Linked DNA regions of Homo sapiens: region 2 is linked to region 1. A link is an interaction called in ENCODE POLR2A ChIA-PET data of the cell type or tissue named here. Cell type or tissue: OCI-LY7. All regions are shown on one strand. Each heading gives the region's core, and the rest is flanking DNA. Links, peaks and the distances in the headings are about the cores only.

The links. ChIA-PET counts read pairs that join two places held together with the same protein. Peaks named below come from ENCODE experiments on the same cell type or tissue, not always from the same donor. Only the 100,000 strongest peaks of a DNase experiment are listed, where the experiment ranks them.
Region 2: POLR2A ChIA-PET joins it to region 1 with 10 read pairs; 2 of 35 experiments call an interaction of 5 or more read pairs at or near these places.

What each region holds. Positions count from the first base shown.
Region 1 is chr5:142,369,541-142,378,131 of GRCh38, forward strand. The region is part of intron 3 of SPRY4-AS1 (SPRY4 antisense RNA 1); the gene reads left to right. Among named protein-coding and RNA genes, the nearest start is that of SPRY4-AS1, 49 kb to the left of the region's middle. In OCI-LY7, for the core only: no CTCF peak of the experiment used is centred there; no DNase peak of the experiment used is centred there.
Region 2 is chr5:142,218,736-142,227,326 of GRCh38, forward strand. No RefSeq gene overlaps it. Among named protein-coding and RNA genes, the nearest start is that of SPRY4-IT1, 95 kb to the right of the region's middle. RefSeq lists an enhancer at 4,696-4,745. In OCI-LY7, for the core only: no CTCF peak of the experiment used is centred there; a DNase peak (open chromatin) is centred at 5,076.

The DNA.
Region 1 (8,591 bases), core at 132-8,131:
TTGAATGTCACATTTGTCCTCTTCAAGGTACTTGCTATCTAAGGTGGGGGTGGAGAATCCTTTATTTTACAGAAACAGTGATTAGTTCTTAAGCCTTACTTCATAGATAAGGAAACTGTGAATCAAAGAGGTCAAGTGGGGCAGGCGCGGTGGCTCACGCCTGTAATCCCAGCACTTTGGGAGGCCGAGGCAGGAGGATCACGAGGTCAGGAGATTGAGACCGTCCTGGCTAACACGGTGAAACCTCGTCTCTACTAAAAAATACAAAAAATTAGCTGGGTGTGGTGGTGGGCACCTGTAGTCCTAAGTAGCTTACTTGGGAGGCTGAGGCAGGAGTATGGTGTGAACCCGGGAGGCGGAGCTTGCAGTGAGCCGAGATTGTGCCACTGCACTCCAGCCTGGGTGACGGAGCGAAGACTCTGTCTCAAAAAAAAAAAAAAAAAAAGAGGTCAAGTGATGTGTTCAAGGTCACAGCTATGAAGTGACAAGACCTTTTTTTTTTTTGAGATAGGGTCTTGCTCTGTCACCCAGGCTGGAGTGCAGTAGCGTGATCCCCGTTCGCTGTAGCCAGCGTCAAGCTCCCAGGCTTAAGCAATCCTCCCATCTTAGCCTCCCCAGTAGTTGAGACTACAGGCACTTATCACTGTGCACCACTAATTAAAATTTTTTTTTTTTATTTAGAGATGGGGTCTATCAATGTTACCCAGGCTGGTCTCAAATTCTTGGCTTTGTGATCCTCCCACATCAGCCTCCCAAAGTGCTGGGATTACAGGCATGAACCACCACGCCCGGCCTTCACATATTTTACTTACTTCCCACTTCCCTCCTTACCTCCCTTCCCTCTTAATTTCTGGCTGGTCAGTGAGCCCAGTAGGGCTATCCTGCTGCAATCACATCTGCAGTGACAGCGTTTCCCTGCTTCACACTCTGGGCTCCCTGGTGACTGTCCTGCTATGTACGAAGTTCATTGGAGGTGCACACATTAAGGGTGAAAAAATGCTGGGACCTCCTAACATACAGGGGAGGTGGGCTAGTGAGGCCACTCTGTATTTGGGCTTTAGAGTCACCCAGCCTGGGTGTTAATCCTGGCCTGTGCCACATTGGCAGTGTGACCAAAGGTATGTTATTTAATATATCTGTGCCTCTGATTCTGTATTTGCAAAATGGGGATGAGACCAGTACTTACCTCGTAGAGATGCAGGAAGTTTTAGAAGCATTAGTTCATGACAGCCCTGGCACTGATAAGTGTTAGGGACTATTATCCAAAACAAACACAAAACATTAGGTCCTACCTTGTTAGTTTTAGAGTTAATTGATTTAATTAACTGACAATAAAAACAACTAATAATAACAATAGCTAACATGTGCCTGGCATAGTGCCAAGTACCTTTAATTATTAACTTGTTTAAAAATCTGAAGGTACAAGAGGGATATGTCTCCCTCCTACCCTGTATTATTTAGGGTTCTACAGAGAAACAGAACCAATAAGATATAGAGAGAGGCTGGGTTTGGTGGCTCACACCTGTAATCCCAGCACTTTGGGAGGCTGAGACGGGCAGATCACCTGAGGTCAAGAGTTCGAGATGATCCTGGCCAACATGGTGAAATCCCATCTCTACAAAAATTAGCCGGGCATGGTGGTGCACATCTGTAGTCCCAGCTACTCGGGAGGCTGAGGCAGGAGAATGGCTTGAACCCAGGAGGCAGAGGTTGTAGTGAGCCGAGATCACACCACTGTGGTTTAGCCTGGGTGACAGAGTGAGACTTTGTCTCAAAAAAAAAAATATGCATAGAAAGAAATTTATTATGAGGGATTGGTTCATGACATGGAAGCGGAGAAGTCCCACATTCTGCCATCTGTAAGCCGGAGAATCAGGAAAGCCGGTGGTGGAGTTCCTTTCCAAGACCAAAGGCTGGAGGAACACAGAGCAATGGTGTAAGTCCCAGTCTAAGTCTGAAGACCCCAAAACCAGGAGTGCAGATGTCTAAGGGCAGGAGAAGATGGATGTCACAGCTCCAGAAGAGAGAATTAACTCGTCCTCTGCGTTTTTATTCCATGCAGGTCCTCAACAGATTGGAGGATGCCAGTCCACCCTAGTGAGGGTGATCTTTACTCAGTCTACTGATTCAAATGCTGATGTTGGCCCCAGTACAGTGGCTCACACCTGTAATCCCAGCAATTTGGGAGGCTGAGGCGGGCGAATCGCTTGAGCCCAGGAGGTTGAGACCAGCCTGGGCAACATGGCGAAACCTCATTTTTACAAAAAATACAAAAATTAGCCAGGCGTGCTGGCGCATGCCTGTATTCCCAGCTACTCAGGAGGCTGAGGTGGGAGGATCAGTTGAGGCCGGGAAGTAAAGGCTGCGATGAGCTGTGATTGCACCACTGCATTCCGGCCTGGGTGACAGAGTGAGACCCTGTCTCAAAAAAAAAAAAAAAAAAAAAAAGCTAATGTTTTCTAGAAACACAGACACACCCAGAAAGTATTTTGCCAGCTATCTGGGCATCCCTTATCCCAGTCAAATTGACACATAAAATTAACCATCACGCCCCCATGGTTTCCTCCATGGAAGCAGCCATTATTACCAATACTCTGCGTATCTTTTCAGATATCTTCTGTGCAGACGATTATTTAAATATCTTTCTACCCCTTCAGCTTTAAATGTAAGGAAACGGGCTCAGAGAAGTCATATAGTGAATTGTAATAATAGCTCCTATTCTGTGTGTGAGGCTCTGCCCTGGGCACTGTGTGATTTTGAATCCTGGCTACAACCATGCAGCATGAGACTTATTGTGTAGAATAGATGCTCCAGGCCTCAGTTTGCCTCAGTGGGTTGACTGAGGATTAAATGAAATAATCCATGTAGAGGGGCTTCTCAGATCCTGGCACATCATAACTGCTGAGTAGGTGATGACTGCAGGGGAGGGGAGGATCCGAGGTTTTTTTTTTTTTTTTTTTTTTTGAGACGGAGTCTCGCTGTGTTGCCCAGGCTGATGCACTTAGATCCTCGGCCGGGTGCGGTGGCTCAAGCCTGTAATCCCAGCACTTTGGGAGGCCGAGGCGGGCTTATCATGAGGTCAGGAGATCGAGACCATCCTGGCTAACACAGTGAAACCCCATTTCTACTAAAAATATAAAAAATTAGCCGGGCTTGGTGGCGGGAGCCTGTAGTCCCAGCTACTCGAGAGGCTGAGGCAGGAGAATGGCGTGAACCCTGGAGGCAGAGGTTGCAGTGAGCCGAGATGACGCCACTGCACTGGGCGACAGAGCGAGACTCCGTCTCAAAAAAAAAAAAAATACTAGGAATGTAAGTGAATATTTATTTCAAGTGAGAAACAGAGCTCTAACAATTTACACATTTTATCTTTTTTTTTTCTTTTTAAAAGTTTTTTTTTTTTTTGGCTGGGACCGGTGGCTCATGCTTGTAATTCTAGCACTTTGGGAGGCCGAGGCAGGCAGATCAACTGAGGTCAGGAGTTCAAGATGAGCCTGGCCAACATGGTGAGACCCTGCCTCTACTAAAAATGCAAAACTTAGCCAGGTGTGGTTGTGTACACCTGTAATTCCAGCTACTTGAGAGGCTGAGGCAGGAGAATCATTTGAACCTGGGAGGCGGAGTTTGCCATGAGCAGAGATTACACCATTGCACTCTGGCCTGGGCGACAAGAGACTGTCTCAAAAAACAAAATTTTTTTTTTTTTCTTTTGTAGAAATGGAACCTTGCTATATTGCCTGGGTTGGTCTCAAACTACTGGGCTCAAGCATTCCTCCCACCTCAGCTTCCCAAAGTGTCCGGGCCAGTTTACACATTTTAAAAGCCAACAAATACCTCAAACACTACACACTCCAGAAGAATAATAGGACATTTTTTCTTAATTTACTGCCTGACACACTTCTGTAGCACTTTTTATTCCTATATTATCCAGCTTCATACTCTTTGATCACTTCTTCATATGATAATGATTTTCTAAAATAATTTTCTGTAGAGCGAATAAAAGATAATTCAGTCTTTTCTCTAGCATGGGTGATCAAAATTTGCTTTTAGTTATTGATAGTCTAGACGCAAAAAATAAAGACATTCATAGACACAAACACTGTCTGTAGTATTACTACGTGTTTGTGTCTCTCAGAGGAATTTTAGTAAATTCAGTTTTGTGTTATTCCCACCAAAAATGAAAAAAGAATCTAAGGTGGGCCAGGCGTGGTGGCTCACGCTTGTAATCCCAGCACTTTGGGAGGCTGAGGCAGGTGGATCATGAGGTCAGGAGATCGAGACCATCCTGGCTAACACGGTGAAACCCCGTCTCTACTAAAAATACAAAAAATTAGCCGGGCGTGGTGGTAGGCACCTATAGTCCCAGCTACTCAGGAGGCTGAGGCAGGAGAATGGCGTGAACCCGGGAGGCGGAGGTTGCAGTGAGCCGAGATCGTGCCACTGCACTCCAGCCTGGGCGACGGTGCGAGAGTCTGTCTCAAAAAAAAAAAAAAAAGAATATGAGGTGCATTACAATTAAATGCACGTGTTAATAGAGTGTATTTCTTTTTTATTGTTATTATTTATTGAGGCAGAGTCAGGCTGGTCTTGCACTCCTGACCCCAAGTATTCCATCCACCTCGGCTTCCCAAAGTGCTGGGATGACAGGTGTGAGCCACCAAGCCTGGCCTAGTGGAGTATATTTCTGACAGACGAGAACTTCCATTTTGATTGACTCTTCACCTATTTTTCATGTCTAATAACGGGAAGCATTTTTCACAGGCGAGCATCTAACTATATACATTTTAAACCTTCCTTCTTCCCCACCACATCCTTCAGGATTGGGCCCTGTAGGATGTGTTCATATGGTGATACAACTTCTGATGAGGTGTCAGGACCTTGGTGGGGGGTACTTGCTACTGGAGTTTTACTGGGAGCTGTTCCTACCCTGGGAGGGTTAGCAATACTCAGCTTAATGATCTGCTAAACTCAATGTACCAGCGACTCAACTCCCATGTGCGTGCATCCCTGAATGCCCGTGGCCACTCTTAACGTCACACAACAGGAAGGGAGAAGGGGCAGAAGGGAGACTGGAGTGGAGAGAGATGGAGGTCTTTCCACTTGTGGTTAAAAGACTTGATGCTGGCAAATGTTAGAGAAACCAAAGACCATCCGATGGATGCTTTTCTTTCCGGGCCCTTTGCAAGACCTTGGAAGGGGCTGATCCAAGCAGGGATCCTGAAGCTTCAGCTGTGTTAGCCTCACGGTGGACCTGGTTAGTTATCACTTATATTCATGGTTCAGGGCAGTGTCATTTGAGAGCGAGCCGTGGAGCCCACTCAGGAGCTGCAGGCCTCGCTGGCATGTTAACATGCTCCATAAACCTTGGTTCCTCAGCAGGAAGCATGACACTATTAATAGTCTCCACCTCACTGGGAATATAAAGTCCACGAGGGCAGGCACTGGTCTGCTTATTGCTGTGTCCTTGGTGTATAGAACCCATGGGCCGCACTGAACATATGGTATGCTAGGTGTTGGGTGGCTACCCCCAAACTCTCAGAGAAAAGGAAACTGAGGCACAATGAGCTTACATACCTTCACTTGAAGCCAGACGTGTCCAGCTCCAAATTCCTTTTCCTGTACAACATGCTGCCCCTAGTCAACTGGATGGAGATCCGGGGTCTCGGCCTCCTTTCCTTCCTGCATATTCTCCCATGCAAACTGAACAAGCAGGGGAAACTTAGCCCACCTCTGAGTTCCTGAGATCATCATCTGAGTTATTCTCTCCCTTATGGATCTGAGAAGGAGTCCCTGGGATTTGTTCTGATCCATGGAATACATTGTTCTAGAGACTCTTTGGACTCCAACCTGAGTCCCTGGGAATGATGTGAGGTAGGAGATGTGGAAGAACAAAAATGAATGGTTTTGAGCCATAAAATAGTGAGCCTGAAAAACGAGTTTGGAAGATGAATGGCTTTGGGGCTTCTGGAACTTAGCAGGGGCTATCCTGGGAATTACTGACATTTCTGCCTCAGACCTCTGGGAGGCCACTGGTAAACCAGAGGCCACCCCCCTCCCTTCACAGGTCCATTGGATTCGAAGGGGTCCTCACACGAAGCAGGAAGTCACCCTGTATCTCAGAACTGTGGAGATCTCAGTCCGTGGTCATCTTGTCATACATGACATGGCAGGAGCCATGGTCCAGGGAACCAGGTGGCTGCCAACTTGCAGAACAGGCGACAAAACCCCAGCCTGGACCCCCAGACCATGCACTTCTCCCTTTGCCCTGCTTCTCCTCTGCCTGGTACAGGTTTCCAGCCAAGCTCTGCACCGGCTTCTATGTCTGTTTGTTTTCCTTAGAAGCTTCCTATAGAAAGCACCAGGTAAGGCTGAAGATGCTCACTTCCCCCTGTTGTTTAACAACGCAACTGGGATTTTGCAGCCTCTGCTTCCAGCCTAATTCTCCATTGAGCCCTGGGATAATATTTACACACAAATGCTGGCTCTAATCTCCACCCAGGAAAACACTAGCTGCTATTGAAAATCTTTTCACCCGTGATAGAAAGCAGAGCGGCCAGGCCTCACGCAGGCACCCTCGAGCTTCTCTGGAGAGTGTTAGGGAACAGCAAGTGTGTTTTATTTATATTTTTTTAAAGTCATCCCAGGGCTGTGTCCAGGCAACTGAGGGCCTGTCAAAGAACCGAATGTCTAATTCCCTTTAGAAAAAACAAAGGGATTAGGTGTCCCTGGGACTTTAACAAATGCATTGTTGGTGGTTTTGATTTAGGTTTCATTTAGGGAAGGCAAGTGCAGAAACGAGGATGCCAAAGATCCAGGCTACCAGTGTTGCGAAGATGCCTGGAGACAGGCATGCATAAAATGTTGGCGGGGATGTAAATTAGTGCAGCCTTTTGGAGGGAAATTTGGCAACATCTTTCATAAAAAATGAGCGTGACCTTTGATGCAGTAATTTCATGCTTTGTAAACTACACTACGTTAATAGTTGCACGTGTATACAAAAACCTATGTTAAAAAATGCTCACTGCAGTGACAAATAGGAAATCACCATGAATCTATCAGTAGGGGCCTGGTTTGATAAATTATATTTTATCCACAGAGTGGACTACTACATGGCCAGTAAAGAAAAGAACAAGGTGGGGCCGTGTGCGGTGGCTCAAGCCTGTAATCCCAGCCCTTTGGGAGGCCGAGACGGCGGATCACGAGATCAGGAGATGGAGACCATCTTGGCTAACATGGTGAAACCCCATCTCTACTGAAAATACAAATTAGCCGGGTGTGGTGGCGGGCGCCTGTAGTCCCAGCTACTCGGGAGGCTGAGGCAGGAGAAGCGTGAACCCAGGAGGCGGAGGTTGCAGTGAGCCAAGATGACACCACTGCACTCCAGCCTGGGTGACAGAGCGAGACTCCGTCTCAAAAAAAAAAAAAAAAAGAACAAGGTAGATTATAACAATGGCCAACATACATATAGCACTTACTGTGTACACACTAGTCTGAAAGTTCTATGTATTTTAGAATATCTGCACATTTATAATATTAACTCATTTGATTTTCTCAACAATTATCTGGTTACTATTACTAGAATTTTTTTAAATCAGGAAAGAGATGTTAAGTAACTTGTCTAAAGTCACATAGCTGGCGAGTCGGGGAGCTGGGCTTCAAGTCATCTGGCCTCAGGGTCTGGGTCAATAACCACTACCCAAATGCCTGTATGTACAGGCATGGAAAGATGCTTTTGACATATGATTAAGTGGAAAATTCAAGTAGCAGAGAAGTAGGAGCTTATCTTTTTCAGGTAAAAAGAAGCTGCATGTGTGCATGCCTACGTGAATATATTTTATATATTTGTAATAGTAAAGGTTCTGGAAAAATACGTGTTCAATCAGCAATTCTCAACCAGGAAGGGAGGTGAGATGGGCTACATAAAGAGGATTTTGGCTGGGGGCAGTGGCTCATGCCTGTAATCCCAATACTTTGGTAGGCCGAGGCAGGCTTGAGCCCAGGAGTTCCAGACCAGCCTGGGCAACATATTAAGACCCCATCTATAAAAGAAAAAAATTTTTGGCTGGGCGCAGTGCCTCACACCTGTAATCCCAGCACTTTGGGAGGCCGAGGCGGGCAGATCATGAGGTCAGGAGATCGAGACCATCCTGGCTAACACGGTGAAACCCTGTCTCTACTAAAAATACAAAAAATTAGCCAGGCTTGGTGGTGGGCACTTGTAGTCCCAGCTACTCGGGAGGCTGAGGCAGGACAATGGCGTGAACCCGGGAGGCGGAGCTTGCAGTGAGCTGAGCTTGTGCCACTGCACTCCAGTCTGGGTGACAGAGCGAGACTCCATCTCAAAAAAAAAAATAATAATAATAAATAATAAATAAAATAAGTGCAGTGGCACAATCTTGGCTCGCTGCAACCTCCATCTCTGGGGCTCAAGCAATCCTCTCATCCCAGTCTCCTGAATAACTGGGACTGCAGGTGCAAGCCACCACCCCTAGCTAGTTTTCATATTTTTGGTAGAGACGGGCTTTTGCCATGTTGCTCAGGCTGGCCTCGAACTCCTGGGCTCAAAGTGATCTACCTGCCTCAGCCTACCAAAA
Region 2 (8,591 bases), core at 140-8,139, 150 kb before region 1:
CCAAATTCGTCCTCTCCCAGCCCCATTGCCCAGTGCTTCCTGTTCTCACCAGGCCATGTGCACACGCTGCCAGGGAGGCTTTTAAAGATGTTGGCCTCGGCCAGGCACGGTGGCTCATGCCTGTAATCCTAGCACTTTCGGAGGCCAAGGCAGGCGGATCACTTGAGGTCAGGAGTTCAAGACAAGCTTGGCCAACATGGTAAAACCCCATCTCTACTAAAAAATACAAAAAAACTTAGCTGGGTGTGGTGGTGGGCACCTGTAATCCCAGCTACTAGGGAGGCTGAGGCAGGAGAACTGCTTGAACCTGGGAGGCGGAGGTTGTAGTGACCTGAGATGGTGCCACTGCACTCCAGTCTGGGCTACAGAGCAAGACTCTGTCTTAGTGTATGCTTATTGTAACTTGGAACTAAAAAGCCCTTTCCATGGCCGTAGTGGCCCATGCCCTTTCCCATCTGCGTCTTGTACTCCACACCCCTCACCCACCGCCCTTCACCTTTCGCCAGGATTTTGTCTGAATGGATCTAGTCCCAGCTGCATACGTTCAGCATAGACAATGATTAAAACCTAGACTTCAGGGGTCTGTAGCTGGAGGCAAGTTGCTCTGTGAGCCTGTTTCCATACCTGTTCAATGAGCATAGGAAACGCCACCTCTGACAGATGTTTAAAGAATGTTAATGGGAAAGTCTCTTTCCCATTTAGGCTAAAACAAAAGTACCTCCTTAGTATACTTTATACTTTAAACCTTCCAGGGCACTTTCCCATTCGTTCTCTTATTTAAAGCTACTGAAATCTGGGCTGGGTGTGGTGGATCACTTGAGCCCAGGAGTTCAAGACCCGCCTGGGCAACATGGCGAAGCCCCATCTCTACTAAAAACACAAAAATTAGCCAGGCTTGGTGGCTCATGCCTGTAATCCCAGCTACTTGGGAGGCTGAGGCAGGAGAATTACTTAAACCTGGGAGGCAGAGGCTGCAGTGAGCCAAGATCGCACCCTGCACTCCAGCCTCAGTGACAGAGCGAGACTCCATCTCAAAATAAATAAATAAAACTATTGGTCGGGCGTGGTGGCTCATGCCTGTAATCCCAGCATTTTGGGAGGCTGAGGCAGGCGGATCACCTGAGGTCGGGAGTTCGAGACCAGCCTGACAAACATGGAGAAACCCCCGTCTCTACTAAAAATACAAAATTAGCTGGGCATGGTGGTACATGCCTGTAATCCTAGCTACTCGGGAAGCTGAGGCAGGGGAATCGCTTGAACCTGGGAGGCAGAGGTTGTGGTGAGCCAAGATCGTGCCATTGCACTCCAGCCTGGGCAACAAGAGCGAAACTCCATCTCAAAAAAAAAAAAAAAAAAAAACTATTGAAATCTGCATATGGTTGGGTGTGGTGGCTCACGCCTGTAATCCCAGCACTTTGGGAGGCTGAGGCTGGTGGATCACAAGGCCAGGAGTTCAAAACCAGCCTGACCAACATGGTGAAACCCCGTTTCTACTAAAAATACAAAAATTAGCTGGGCGTGGTGGTGCACACCTGTAATCCCAGCTACTCAGGAGGCTGAGGCAGGAGAATCACTTGAACCCAGGAGGTGGAGGTTGCACTGAGCTGAGATCACGCCATTGCACTGCAGCCTGGGCAACAGAGCGAGACTCCGTCTCAAAAAAAAAAAAAAAAGAAATCTGCATATGAAGCAGGGTGGGCGATGTGGTCTCCTTATCAAGCAGGAAGTGGCCTCAGAGAGGTTAAAGCCCTGTTCAAGGAGACACAGGGAATGGATAGTGAAACTGGGACTGCAATGACAGCTGCACTTGAACTTCTCCTGAAGGTGATGCTGCGGAGGGACCAGATGAAGACTCTGAGCCCCAAAGCCAGCCAGCATCTAAGGGACAGACCTCTGCTTTCAGGTCAGCCCCGACACGGCTGCCTGCTCAGGGAGGCCGACTTCCCTACAGCCCAATTCTGGGGCACTCACACATCTCTCAAATTCTTCAGTGTTCACCCTCTCCCTGGTCTTCTCCCATTGCACTTCTCCCGCCACTGACCTTGGCTTCTCCAGCCTTCCCTCCTCCAGTTTACAGCCCCAATTCACTGGGCAGTGTGGGGAGCTTGGGCCAAGGGTAGGATTTGGCTGTGGGGTGGGTGGGGTCACAGGGCAGCGAAAGCTTCACCAAACATCTTGCCCACTACCTCCACAGTCCAAGTCCGGGGATGCATTTCCTAAGGGGAGCCCAGTTCGGTATCTAAATCCTTCAAGGTGGGGAGCCAGAGGGAGAGGGGTGTTAAGATCTTTAACTTCCAGAATTCACATTCTTGCAATGAGCGGGACCCTGTCCGGCTAAGAAGCATCAGTACCACAGGAGGGAGTTTAAACAGGAAGAGGAGATTTTGCTTTGTGGTTGTGATTTTAATGCTCTCCCGGCTGGTTGGATGAGTGCCTACTTTCTGGGGCTGGGGTGGTAGGGTGGAGGTGAGAAGGTGGTGGGGGAAGAGAATAGGGAGGAAAGGAGAGTCCTCAAAAAAGTAGTGTAGCTGCATGGGAGAAAGCGATGTCTGAATCCTGTGAATCCCCTGGAGCTGCTTCCCAGCTGTTTGACCTTGTGAAATGGCCTAACTTCTCCCAACTTCCATTTCCTCATCTGTATAAAAGCAGGGACAATACTTCCTTTATTAAGCAAATATCTTCTGTCTGCCTACCGTATGCTTGACCCTGTGCAAATGAACAAGACAAACAGGAGACAGGATCTCTGCCGCCCTGGAGCTTATATTCCAGGAGGGAGACAAACAAGAAATACATCAACTATAAACAAACAAGATAATTTTGGATCATGCTAAGTGTTAGTCAAAAGCCGAAAGGGAGTGGGGAACATGGGACGGACAGGGAACTCCTCTCTGAGGACGTAGCCTCTGAACAGAGTCCTGGAAGCTGAGAAGTCAGTTCTGGAAATGGAGGAAGAGTGCTCCAGGCGCAGGGAACAGCAAGTGCAAAGGCCTTGAGATGGGAATGGGCTTGACGCGCTTGCAAAACAGGCAGTGGCCTGAAAATATAAAATGTGGTGAGCAAGCGGAGAAGTGGTTTGAGCAGAGGTGGGAGAAGTAGGCCAGAAACAGATCACACAGGGCTTTGGAGGCTATGCTGAGGGGTTTGGAAGGCTTTCGAGGGTAAGTTAAGCAGGAGAATGACATGATTAGGTATGTATTTGAAAAGATCACCACCATGAATTTTCTGAGCCTCATTTTCCCCCTCTGTTAAAAATGAGCATAATAATACATATCTCACAGGATTATAGAGGATTAAAAGACTTGAAAGTTAAAGCAACAAGCAAATTGATGAACATATATGCCCGAGGTGCACAACAAATGCCAGGACCATGATGTGAAGACTTTTTAGGAGCTCTGAAGAGATCTGCTTAGGAGTGAGGATGGTTCCTAAAGAGTTAATCAAACCTGTCTTGGGAAAAGCAATCCCATGCTGCTAATATAATGGTAAAGGATGCAATTCAGGCTGTTTATTTTTTAGAGATTCAGTGCTCCTATTAAGCAATCACTCTGTTTATGTCACTGCTAATTGAAGTAAATTGCTTTCTGCAATCAAATCGGGAAGTTCCCCCTTCCGATCACGAAAGGGACTTGGACTCTGGTTCCTGATTTCCAGTATTTAGTCTGACTTGAGATTTGCCCTGTAATTAATTGCATACATTCCACTGATTTCCTTAAACAAGCAGTTGGTTTGCCGTTGGGTCGGCAAGGGATGCGTTGATTTTGAAATTGCCCCTGGGATAGGAAGTGTTCCGCCTCCCTTCTCTCGCAACCCCAGCCACAGCAGCCTTCTGGCTGATGGAGCTGGTGGGGAGTGGGCCTCACAGCAGATGTGAGAGGTGGAAGTGAGCAGCAGGTGTGACCGCTGTGGTCCAGAATCCTCTTGGTGCCCCCGCCCAGTGGAGAATTCTAGTGCATTAGAACCAAAGCCCGTGAATCAGGCTGGAGGAATTCCGGGCCATGGGCACAGGCTTCCTCGCACCAATCATCAGCTCTATTTTCACTTCTCTGAGAGGCATGGGAGGAAGTGAGGGGAGGTGGGCAAAGAGCAACACTGCATCTGAATAAGCACCCTAAGAGCCCCGATCCTCTCCACGGCCCAGTCGCTGCCACCCACCCCACACCCCACCCCCAGCTCTCCGTCGTGTGCATAGGCCTGGAGGATGTTCAGGAAGGTGTGAAGGGGTACCCCAAGGAGGTGGGAGTAAAGAGTTTTAAGGCCTGTGGCCCAGCCCCAGGGAGGAGCACTCCAGCGCCTGCTCCTGGTCTTGGGGAGCAAGAGCAGGGGATGAGGAGGAGTATTTGATGCTGGACACAGCTGTTAGGTTAGGTTGCCAGGTCACTGAGAAAACAGACAGTGTCCGCCCCATCCTTCATCCTTGACGCTGAAAAGAAAAAAAAGGGCCTCAGGATTTAGTTGAAGGTGAAGACGTTGGGTGCTTTACCTTGAAGTGTGGAGAGCATCTCTTTATGGATTAATCCTGTGACCCTGCAGAAAGTGGTCTTCAAGGCCCAGCTCAGTGGCTGCCTCCCACATGAAGTCCTGTCTGATGCACTCCCCAGGAGTCTCCCTCTCACAATTCCCTTGGACTGTGTGCCTCTGGGGCAGTGCCACACCTGTCCTGCCCCGCAGTGGGCTCTATATTTGAGTTTCCTCATCCACCGACAAAGCACCTGGCGTGAGTGAGATTCTGCTAGGCTGGGGATTCTCAGGTGAGCTGAAGTCCGGAGTTCAAGACCAGCCTGGTGAAACCCTGTTTCTATTAAAAATACAAAAATCAGTGGGGCGTGGTGGCACGTGCCTGTAACCCCAGCTACTCGAGAGGCTGAGGCAGAATTGCTTGAACCCAGGAGGCGGAGGTTGCAGTGAGCCAAGATCACGCCACTGCACTCCAGCCTGGGTGACAGAGTGAGACTCCATCTCAAAAAAAGAAAAAAAAAGACTCAGTTGAGATACAACCCCTACCTTCAAAGAGCTACCAGAGCCGCAGAAGAGTTAGGTAAGTAACAGGAAGTTAATTAAAGAAGTAGCATTGGCTGGGTGCCAATGGTGACTCATGCCTGTAATCTCAGCACTTTGGGAGGCCGAGATGGGCGGATCCCTTGAGACCAGGAGTTTGAGACTAGCCTGGGCAACATGGGGAAACCCCATCTCTACCAAAACTACAAAGACTAGCTGGGTGTGGTGGTGTGCACCTGTAATCCTAGCTACTTAAGAGTCTGAGGTAGGAGGATTGCTTGAGTCTGGCAGGTTGAGGCTGCAGTGATCGCACACTTACCATGAGCCAGGCACTGTACTGAATGTTTTATATGCATTGACTTATCAAACCCCACTATATCCATACAAGGGAGAGACTCAGTATATTGAGTTTGCCGATGATGAAATTGAGGCTAAGCCACTTTGGAAAACAGGGAGGCAATTTCTTAAAGAGTTAGACAACCCATACTTTTTCTTCCCCATACAGCTCAGCAATTTCACTGCTATGTATAGACCCAAGAGAATTGAAAACATATATCCACACAAAAACATCTATACAAATATTACATAACAGTAATATTTATAATAGCCCCAAACTGGAAACAATTCAAATGTCTATCAACTGATGAGTGGATAAATAAAATGTGGTTAATTTATACAATGAAATATTATTTGACAATAAAAAGGGAAGAAGTACCAGTATATGCTACAGTGTGGATAAACCTCAAAAACATTATGCTATGTGAAAGAAGCCAGACATAAAAGGCCACATATTGTATGATTCCATTTATAGGAAGTGCCCGGAAATGCCAAATCTATGGAGACAGAAAGTAGATTGATTAGTGGCTGCCAGGGAGTGAGGATGGGATGAGGACGAACTGAATGGGCACCAGGGATTTTACTGGGGTATTAGAAATGTTCTAAACTGAATTGTGGTGATGTTTGCACAACTCAGTAATATCTACTAAAAATTATGACATCGTGGCCGGGCGCAGTGGCTCACGCCTGTAATCCCAGCACTTTGGGAGACAGAGGCGGACGGATCACCTGAAGTCAGGAGTTCAAGACCAGCCTGTCCAACATGGCGAAACCCTGTCTCTACTAAAAATGCAAAAATTAGCTGGATGTGGTGGCAGGTGCCTGTAATTCCAGCTACTTGGGAGGCTGAGGCAGGAGAATCTCTTGAACCCGGGAGGCAGAGGTTGCAGTGAGCTGAGATCATGCCATTACACTCCAGCCTGGGTGACAGAGTGAGACTCTGTGTCAAAAAAACAAAACAAAAAAAATGAGGCTAAGTAAGATGGAGCAACTTGTCTGAAGTGATTAGCTGTTAAGTGATGAAGCCAGAATTCAAACCCAGGCAGGAGTGCAGTGGCACAATCATGGCTCACCCTAACCTCGAACTCCCGGGCTCAAGCAATCCTCCCGCCTCAGCCTCCTGAGTGGTTGAGACTGTAGGTGTGCATCACCATGCCCAGTTACATTTGTTTTTACTTTTTGTAGAGATAGGGTCTTACTATGTTGTCCAGGCTGGTCTCCAACTCCTTGGCTCCAGTGATCCTCCCACCTCGGCCTCCCAGAGTACCGAGATTACAGTCAGAGCCATGGAGCCTGGCTCAGAGACCGCATTCTTAACCACTGTGCAACATTGCTTCCCTGAGGTAGCTTATCTCAGCCCAGCAGGGGCATGCTCACATAGGCTTGGGATGAGGCTGGCTTTCTTGGGATATCTCTGGGAAAAGTAACGCTTGAGTTGTGTCTGCAAGTCTTGCGTGCAAGTTCTCCTCCACCAAGAAGGCTTCTGGGTTCCCATCTTTAACCCTCCCTACCTTTTAAGAGCTGGATCTTATTGAGTAAACAGAAGAGTGAATGCCTACAGAAAGCAGGTGACACCAGCCGTCTTCCCACCATGATGAAAATCCATAATCTGGTGACTAATGTGGCCTCTGGAGAGGTGCTTAGCTGGAAACAGGCCTCACACTAGGGCTCTGGCCCCACTGAGGTCCAGGGCTGATTCCCACAGGCAGAGATGTCCTCTGCCCCTCTTTAGGCTGGAAAGAGGATAAACTTCCTTCTTTGGGCCTTTTGGGAATTCTTGGCTTTCTGGGGGCTTCTTCCAGGGGCACATTTGAATTAGGGCCAGGAAGGCAGAAGGAAACAAGCACTTTAAAAAGCATTTTCCAAAACCCTTCCAAAAGCATTTTCCAAAAACTTTCCGGTTTGGTCCTCACTGACTTAGTCACAGCAGTGTACAAAGAGCAGGGTGGCAGGAGCGGCCCCCCGGTGCAGGCAATAAGGGGGTGCATTGTCTGCAGAGAATGAAAAGAGAATAAAGAATAAAACCAACCTAAAGGTGCTTGCCATACACCAGCAATTCTAAACAATGTCAGGGAAAATATTCCTCCCACTGGGACAGGCTGCTTCTGTGCCCTGCCCTTGGTCTGCTACTGTTTGGTTAGGATAATTTAGTAGCAGGGTAACAGAGACTCATTACAAACTGGATTAAACCTAGAAGAGTGAATTATAAGGAACCAGGGTCTCTTGTGGAAAAGCCTCTGGGCAGTGCCTCTCTCCTTTCTCTGGCACCCTGTGACACCTCTGGTTTCTCTGTGTGTCAGCCTCATTGTTCCTTCTTTGCATGATGGCTTCCTCAGCTTTACTGAAGTAGCACATTCTCAGTTCAAGCAACCAGCAGAGACTGACCTGCATCTCTTAGTTCCAACTCCAAATTTCTGGGAGGCAGAATTGAACTGGTTCAGTGTAGATCCAGTGACCAACCATAATGCAATAGCCAAAGGAGGGTGTCCTAAAAACCAGGGCTTTTAGGGCACTTGGGGGTTTGTGTGCTGGCCAGACACCCCAAAACAAGTCTACTAAACATGCTGGGTGTTGTTTGAGAGAAGCTGAACAGTTCTTTCTTCAGGACCCCTAGGAACCTGTCTCTTTCCTTATATTCCTGTTTCTTTCTGATATAGCCCTTTTCACTTAAGTTAGCTGGAGTGGATTTTTATTTCTTGCAGCAGGAGAGTCCTTGACCAAAAAAAAAAAAAAAAAAAAAAAAAAAAAGAACATAAGTTGATGGGCAAAAGGGAACACATAAGAAAGGTGAACATCCCTGGTTGTGTGTGCACGTGAGTAGTGGGAAAGGGGTGGCCTCGCCTCTGAAAGAGGCATAAGTCTACGTTTATGCTTCGCAGTGGGGAATTTCCCTTTCCTTGGAGCACTTGGAAACTGACATAGGTTACAACAATGTGGAGACTTACACCTCTGCAGAAGGCAGTGGCACCTGCCTCTCCCCCTTCTTGTCCTGTACTTTCCCACAGATTTTCCATTCTACCATCCAGACAAATCTCAATATGAAATCCCCTGTCTGGATTGCCATGAGACAGATTTTTTTTTTTTTTTTTTTTTTTTTTTTAAGACAGAGTCTTGCTCTGTCGCCCAGGCTGGAGTGCAGTGGCGATCTTGGCTCACTGCAAGCTCCGCCTCCCGGGTTCACACCATTCTCCTGCCTCAGCCTCCCGAGTAGCTGGGACTACAGGGGCCTGCAACCACGCCAGGCTAATTTTTTGTATTTT